Regions from separate parts of the Homo sapiens genome. Here all the other regions are linked to region 2. The links are chromatin loops, found by intact Hi-C in ENCODE. Cell type or tissue: CD14-positive monocyte. All regions are shown on one strand.

What was found. Peaks named below come from ENCODE experiments on the same cell type or tissue, not always from the same donor. Only the 100,000 strongest peaks of a DNase experiment are listed, where the experiment ranks them.
Region 1: it touches region 2 in a loop (2.1-fold over the local background); 2 of 110 quality-filtered maps call a loop at or near these places.
Region 3: it touches region 2 in a loop (2.0-fold over the local background); 4 of 110 quality-filtered maps call a loop at or near these places.

Annotation. Positions count from the first base shown.
Region 1 is chr20:9,473,964-9,476,463 of GRCh38, forward strand. The region is part of intron 38 of PLCB4 (phospholipase C beta 4); the gene reads left to right. Among named protein-coding and RNA genes, the nearest start is that of LAMP5, 39 kb to the right of the region's middle. In CD14-positive monocyte, no CTCF peak of the experiment used is centred here; no DNase peak of the experiment used is centred here.
Region 2 is chr20:9,522,797-9,525,296 of GRCh38, forward strand. All of the region lies in intron 5 of LAMP5 (lysosomal associated membrane protein family member 5), which reads left to right. Among named protein-coding and RNA genes, the nearest start is that of LAMP5-AS1, 9.0 kb to the left of the region's middle. In CD14-positive monocyte, no CTCF peak of the experiment used is centred here; a DNase peak (open chromatin) is centred at 1,025.
Region 3 is chr20:9,608,546-9,611,045 of GRCh38, forward strand. All of the region lies in intron 3 of PAK5 (p21 (RAC1) activated kinase 5), which reads right to left. Among named protein-coding and RNA genes, the nearest start is that of LAMP5-AS1, 95 kb to the left of the region's middle. In CD14-positive monocyte, CTCF peaks have their summits at 1,519 (motif pointing left) and 1,718; a DNase peak (open chromatin) is centred at 1,536; H3K27me3 peaks cover 500 bases.

The DNA of each region.
Region 1 (2,500 bases), 49 kb before region 2:
ATCCCAGCACTTTGAGAGGCCGAGGAGGGTGGATCAGGAGGTCAGGAGATCGAGACCATCCTGGCCAACATGGTGAAGCCCCGTCTCTACTAAAAATACAAAAATTAGCCGGGCCTGGTGGCATGCACCTGTAGTCCCAGCTACTCAGTTGGCTGAAGCAGGAAAATCACTTGAACCCAAGAGGCGGAGGTTGCAGTGAGCCGAGATCGCACCACTGCACTCCAGCCTGAGCGACAGAGTGACTCCATCTCAAAAAAAAAAAAAAAGGAGTTACCCAAACACCAACTGTTTAGTTAGGCCAATGGGCATATACCAGCACCAAGGTAAATGTATTTTTATCTGGTGCATAGTACAGGTGGGCACCTTTCCAAATGGGCTACAGCCCATCAGCCTTCTACAGTAACCTTTAATTAATGGAAATCCCTCTAGTTCCTATGGCAACAAGACCCTCAGTTATCATTTACATTTCAGACTCTCTCAGTTCAAATGTTATTCTTTAGGTGTAGTTGGTATAGAAGTTATTATTCCTAGGTAATTCAATTTAGAAACGGAGAGGTTTTGATGAAATATGTACTTGTGCCACATTATTCCTTCCTGTTTTCTCCCATCTATAAAACAATCCTATTTAAGGAATACTTTTTTCCAGAGTAAATGACTCCCCTTGAAGAATACTTAAGTAGGAATTATACTAAAAAGTACCTTTGAGAAAGTAAAAATAAAATAAAATAAAATAAAATAAAATCTTTTTTGTATGGCAATTGGGTAACAGATAAATCTGACTTCTAGTTTCAGATTCTTTACTTTTTGGTGGACAGAAATTTTATTCATCAACATACTTCCTAGTTATGTTTCCCATTTCCTTTTCAGCTAAGTGCTTCTATTCATAAGCAAGTCCACTCCAAGGGGACAATACATGGTTATTGTCCCACAGGTACAATTCATTTGACCAACTCATAAACACATCACATTCTGGTACAAGTTACCTAGCTTATGTTTTTGCTCTTAAAGCACTTCTCAGAAAGTGCTCCTGGGGGAAATATGGGAATATGAGTAAGGATAAAGTCACCATCTCCAAAGCTTTAGAAGCCACTTCAGTGATTCAACAATGGGTAGGGATAAGGATGCCTTGGAGAAGGTTTTTAAAAATTCTCCCTAGAGGAAGGGCACAGTGAAAGGTAAGGCACAGTTATGTGTTAGTTAACTAAATTAAGAAACTACTTGGAAATTAATTGTGTTGCTTAGCAACAAGTTTGACTAAAGAATGTAAATGTGCTCAGAATTACTCATCACTACAATAGTGGTGTATGCCAGAGCTAGAGAAAACAGTCATCTTGTGTCGCTAGCTTTGGAGCCGAAGTACATAATTTTTAAAAATCAGTTTGAGCTTTTATCCTAACACATGGCTAATTCAAGCCACACCAGAGTTCTTGCATTAAACTGCTAGATTAGTGATAGCTGTATTGATTAGATTGTATTGGGAGGGTGCTGGCTTTTTGTTGCAGAAATTCAAATATGTCTTTTAAGGTCTACCACCCACAACTGACACTTTGAGTCACAAAAGCTTGGGAAAGCATAGAACATGAAAAGGCTTGAGACCTGATAAAGATTTAATGAGATTCAAGGAAAAGACATTCAAGATATCATACTGATGCTTCTGGCAAGCAAAGAATTTGGACTTGAGTTTCTGTGTTAAGCTTTGCTTTAGAAATATGGCCTGTTCAATTGCAAATTCAATCCCAGATCTTTCTAGTATACATTTTTTGGCATTTAAGGGTGAGAAAGCTCTCAATTCACAGTTACTCTGTATGGTACAACACTGTCATGGGCACAGTGCAAAAGATACAGTGACTTCATTTCTTTCCTCATAAAAAGGCAAGGTCTGGAACTATATAGTATAACTGCCTTCATAACCAGGTAAACATTTCATCAGCAAGAACAGTTCTTTGTCTCCAGACAATGCAAACTTCTACAACAATCTTCTAAATAATTGTTAAATCCCAAGACATTTTTTCTAAGCCAGAGATAAATGTAAACATTCTCCCATAGTATTTCCCTCAAAGGTTTCTTTCTGTTCTCCTGTGACCCTACTCCTAATCGGTGTCCCAAATCTCCCCTTCCAAAGCAAGGCCTGGAATGGATTCAGTCCATTAGCTAAACCAGTGTTGGGGGCACTGGCAGAAACAAACCAGGCGTCAGTATGTTTTGGTCCTGATTCTGGATCCTCACCTTCTAGGTTATTTGTAAGCCACTTTATGTCCTTGCCTACTTGGTCAGCCAACTATTCACTTAACACTCTGAAGGTTGGGGATGTTTTTCCTACTTGAGTTTTTTCATAGACTTCCCAGCTACACAGTATATCTCATCTGTCTTGACATGTACCATTTCAAACATTAACGACTCCATTACTGTCACACACTCGAGTCTCAAAAATTGATTTTTATCATCAATCCTATCATTTAATAAAGAGAGGTAAAAGGTTTTGCTTAAAGGCCAGGTTCTC
Region 2 (2,500 bases):
TGGACAGTGTCTGTGTCCACTACACCTAGGTACTGGGATATAAGAACATTTTCTGCCACACTGAAACTTTCAGTCTAGTGGGATAGGGTGTATACAATGCATGTCATGTTCCTGGCATACAGTGGCATCAAACAATACTTGCACTTATAATTTTTTTCTTCTCTAATACTTAAATCTTTTTTTTTTTTTTTTTTTTTTGAGATGGGAGTCAAGGCTGGCCTTGAACTCCTGGGCATAAGCAATCTTCCCACTTCAGCCTCCCAAGTAGCTGGGTGGTGATGCCACTGTGCCTAGCAAATGCTTACATCTTGATGAGGGTATCAGCTTGTCTGCAGTCAAAGGTCTCCAAAGCCCACTCATCTTAACAGCTTCTCAGTATACAAAATATATTTTGCTGATGTTATAGGAGTCCAGGGCCAGCACAGGGAACATATGGAAAGAGCGTCAAACCCTTTCTCTATCTTGCCCTGCCAAACAACAGGAGAAGCACAGCCAGCAGAAAGCTTGCCCACCTCTTCAAACAGTTTCAGTCCATGGTGCTAGGAGAGCCTGAGGAAGCAGAGAGCTTGCCTCTGCTTCCCATTGCCTATCCCAATGCCATTCATTGGGGGTGCAATGAAGCGCTCTTGTAGTTTATCTCAGGGAGTCAATATAATTTTTAAATGCTGTCATGAAATAAAACACATATCTAGCAACCAGCACCTAAGATAAATTATGATTTTAGTGGGTACACTTGGGTTAAGAGTTGAGGAGACTTTTGTTGGCAACTGGCAGCTGGCAACAGATTATGCATTTATTGTTTGTTTTGTCTTCATCTGGTTCTTTCCAATGATGAGGCTGGTTTTTGTCTCTTCCAGCCACAAGCCACTTACCCTGTTGTGTGTACTCTAGAGCCCTGAGTCCACCAAGAGCAAAGGCATGAGGGATCCTAAGTCCTGTGGAGGTGGATAGGGAGTCAGGGGTTCAGGGAGGTCTGAAGCCAGATGTAGTCCGGGCTAAGCCAACAGATGCTCTTCTCCCTGGCGGAAGTCAGAGGCCTTCCTTGTTTTGTAATCTGTGGGTTGCATAATCAGTTTACAATACAAGATTTTTACCCTGGGGTATATATAGTTTATAGATAGAATTCAGAGGAAAAAATTTATATCTTTATTTTCACTAACTTCTGATTAATATTTAGCATTTTCTTTGTTTATAAATGAAGGTGACAGACCACAGTAATATTAGCAGTACCCGTGACTGTCACCAATAGAAATCATAGGTATTTTCATCTCACTTTAGTTTGTGCAGATCTTGCAAAGTAACATTTATGCTTCTCACTGCTTTATAATCATGGCCAACATATATGTGTTCCAATAAGGAAATACATATATTGCTGTATCTGAAATTCTTTTAAAAATATTTGATGGCTGAATTTCACTTTCCCTTGTAATTGTATGTATTTTATTTTTTATTCATTCATAAACATTATTCCGAGAAGGGGTCCTTAGTTTTATTATACTTGCACAAAAAAGATTACAACCTTTTCTTAGTAGGTCATGAGCAGCATTGTTTTAAATGAAACAGAATAGAATAGAGCATAAATTATTAGATGCATAAAGCAAGGATAACTATTGTTTGTCAAACTTCTGCTTTAGTTCTCTGCATGTACATATGCTCTAAGCTGCCATGTAAAATATTGTTTTTTTTTTTTTCCCGTGGGTCATAGGCAGAGATTAAAAGCACTGTCTTAAGCCTGAAAGAGAAAAGCGTGCCCTGCTTTTATGGGTTCATAATCCCTCATCTAAAACCCAGATCGAACTAAAAAAAAAAAAAAAAAAAAACAAACAAAAAAAACCTTGGTGCTAGATGGTTTTCAGAATTCAGAATATTTTAGACTTTAGGAAGACTATACAGTGCACAATTTATATATTACATAAGACCATGGAAGAGTCAGGGCAGCCCCATGCAATCAAACATATTAATATATCTGTTTCCTGCGGTGAAACATGTGAAACGTCATACTAAGTAGGATGACTGAAAACTACAAGCAGCCTCACATTAGACAAAGTCAGGTTTTGCTGCCAAACAAGTGATTACAAAGTACTTTTGGTTTTCAGAGCTTTGTGGATTTTGAAACAGTGGATGAGAGAGTGGGCTCAGGAATTCCTTTTTATTTGACCACTTACTGATTAGGGGTTGGTAAGTGCAGGATTTGGTAGTAGCTATGATACTTTTTGACATCTTCATAGTTGATATCCTCTTTATATTGCCCTTTCCTGTGGTGTGATTAATTCTATTTTTTTTTCCTAAAGCAACAAAAGATAATCGTCTGAGAAATAAATCATGATAGCATTCTAAGCATATTGTCTTTCTCTTTCTTTACCATACTATATCATCTTTTCTCTAATTTTCTTAAAGAATGGGATGTGAGACATTCTTTTTTATTATCAATTTAGAAATAATACTTTTGGTACTTGAGCTCCAAAGACTCCCATATTTAAAAGAAGTACACAGAAGACTT
Region 3 (2,500 bases), 86 kb after region 2:
AAGTGATGTCTTTTAATTTGACTTTCAATCTTGTTTTCAAAATCAGAGGAAAAATATTTTAAATATCAAATATCTTCTCTGCATGAGCAGACAGGGTATTTTTAAGAGAAAAATGTGTGTGCAATGTGCACATATTCTGAAATTAAAAGCAAGTTAATAGGGGGATTCTAAAATGAATTAATTTATAGGAAGCTGCTGAAACACTATTTGAATCATTTAGATTAAATGTGCTTTACTAGACAGATCCACTTCTACTGTGTTCTATTATCAGCAGTAGATTGGCCCTGACAGCCCTAATAAATTAAACTGTCCAGCTGCTGCTCCTTCATCTATCTGATGCAGCTGGTGATGGCAACAAGAATAAAAGAAGAGAAAAGGAAAACCTTAGAAATGAAGGATCTTCAACATGATGAAGAATAAAGCAACGTATCTGCAGATTTCGTGAATTAGTGATGCCTCTTCACCAAGTTGTACTTATTGTCGGGAACATATGAATTCAACCCCCTGGTGGAAGGGCTCAGGATGAGAGAACCGCTTCTCTTTGCAGTCAGACACCTGGGCTTTGTGTAACAAGGCATTGGCAACCACATGATGCTGGGTGGGAAGGGGAAAGCACTTTACACAGCCTCTCTAGTAATGAAGACAGACTTGCCTTTGCCTCCCCAGGCCCAGTTCAGTGGCTGTAATTTGCAAGCTGATGAGTTGGCTTTCAGGTAGAGTCACAGCCAAGAGAATGAGTCAAATGAAGACATCACCTGCAGTTGCAACCCCGTTTGTCCTGCCCTAAGCAACTGAGCTAGTGCCACCACTTTCCAGATTGATGAAAATCAAAGTATCACAGTTTAACCTCGCATAGGTGCCCACATATCCAGGTCGAGGGCAAAACATAAGTGTGAAAACACTGACAATTTCCAGGCAAAGACACTCAAGGGGACAGAGCAGGCCGAGATGCAAACTCTTCCTTTCCTTCTGCAAGGCCTGCGTTTATGGTGGGGGTCACATGGAGCAAATGAGTCCACCAAAGGCACAGTCCTGGAGTTCTGCTGCCAACCCTCAGCCACCAGTGGTCAAAGCCATCAGAGGCAGGAACATGAGGGTGTTTTTGCATTTGGGCACTGGCCATACTATCCTGGAAGATTTTACACCAGCAACACAAAACATTAAAAATGACTATAAATTTTGACAAATTTTCAATTTTAGGAATTTGGAAACTTTGGCCTGTATATTAGTCGGTGGAACTTTAGCATAGACATTATGTCTTCCTGTTTAAAATTCAAATGGATCCTCAAAAATGGTTCCAAATGGAGTGGAAAGAAATCCAGACAGGACAGATGGATATGTAACACTCTAAATCCATTCTATGGAAGGTCTGTAATCAGCCTGTGACGGTAGAAGTAAGTGCCAAATGGTACTTTTCCTTTGAGGTAACCAAGTGTAGTAGCTTTTGTTTTGTTTTGTTTTAAATAAGACACAGCCTTTGTTTTCTAAGAACAACACACAAAGGAATTAAAAACGACTCAAGCCTGCCCCCTGGTGTGAAGATAGATAAAAGCAACCGCAAGGTCTTAAAGTCATCTTCCTGAAAGTATCTTGGTGAGAGCTGAAATCACACCGCCATACGCAAAGCCGAATGTATATAATTGGCTAATAAACTTCACAGTTATTTTTATATTGAATGTCTTCAGAATTGGTATAGCCACTATGGAAGGCATCAAAGAAATGGAAGAATTAGCTTGCATCCTCCAGATAATCATTACTAAACACTTCCCTTGCATGCTGCCCCTAGGTAGAGCTTGAATGTGGCCTTGCACAGTAAGCCTGTACTGGCAGCTATCTCTGTTGTGTTTCTCTGGAATTCTAAAACAAAACTGCTGGGCATGGGGTTTTGATGTGGTTCCATCCCATGACTGTAGACCGATTCTGCATGGTGCAGTGTGCTTGCAGCATTATTACTTAAGATCATATATATTAATATATTTAGCCAAATAGCAAACAAGGGATGTACCTGATGCTTGAATTAACAAATAGGCAAATATAAGATGTCGGCATGTGCAAAAGATCCTAAGGCATTTCCTTTTTGGTCTTTGTAGCAGACTCTGTTGACAGGCTACATAGATGCGCTTGGATTTCTTTAACTGTTCTGGCGTGTCCCTCCCTCGGCATCTGTGTGCTTTGTTTCTAATGGTCTGTGCCCGTAATTTATTGCTGTCATTTGAATGTATGTGTCCCTCCACATTTCACAGGTTGGGAGTGAAATCCCAGTGTGAGGTGGGGCTGTCAGGAGGTGGCTATGTCATGAATGAGATTAGTGCCCTTATAAAAGGTTAAGGGAGCTAGGTGGGCCCATTTCCCCTCCATCTCTTCTGCCACGAGAGGACATGGCCTTTGCCCCTTTTGGCCTTTTTGTCCTTCAGTGCTCATTCAAATGGACATCTCGGAAGCAGACTGTGCCCTCACCAGACGCAAAACCTGCTAGCACCTTGATCCTAGACTTCCAGCC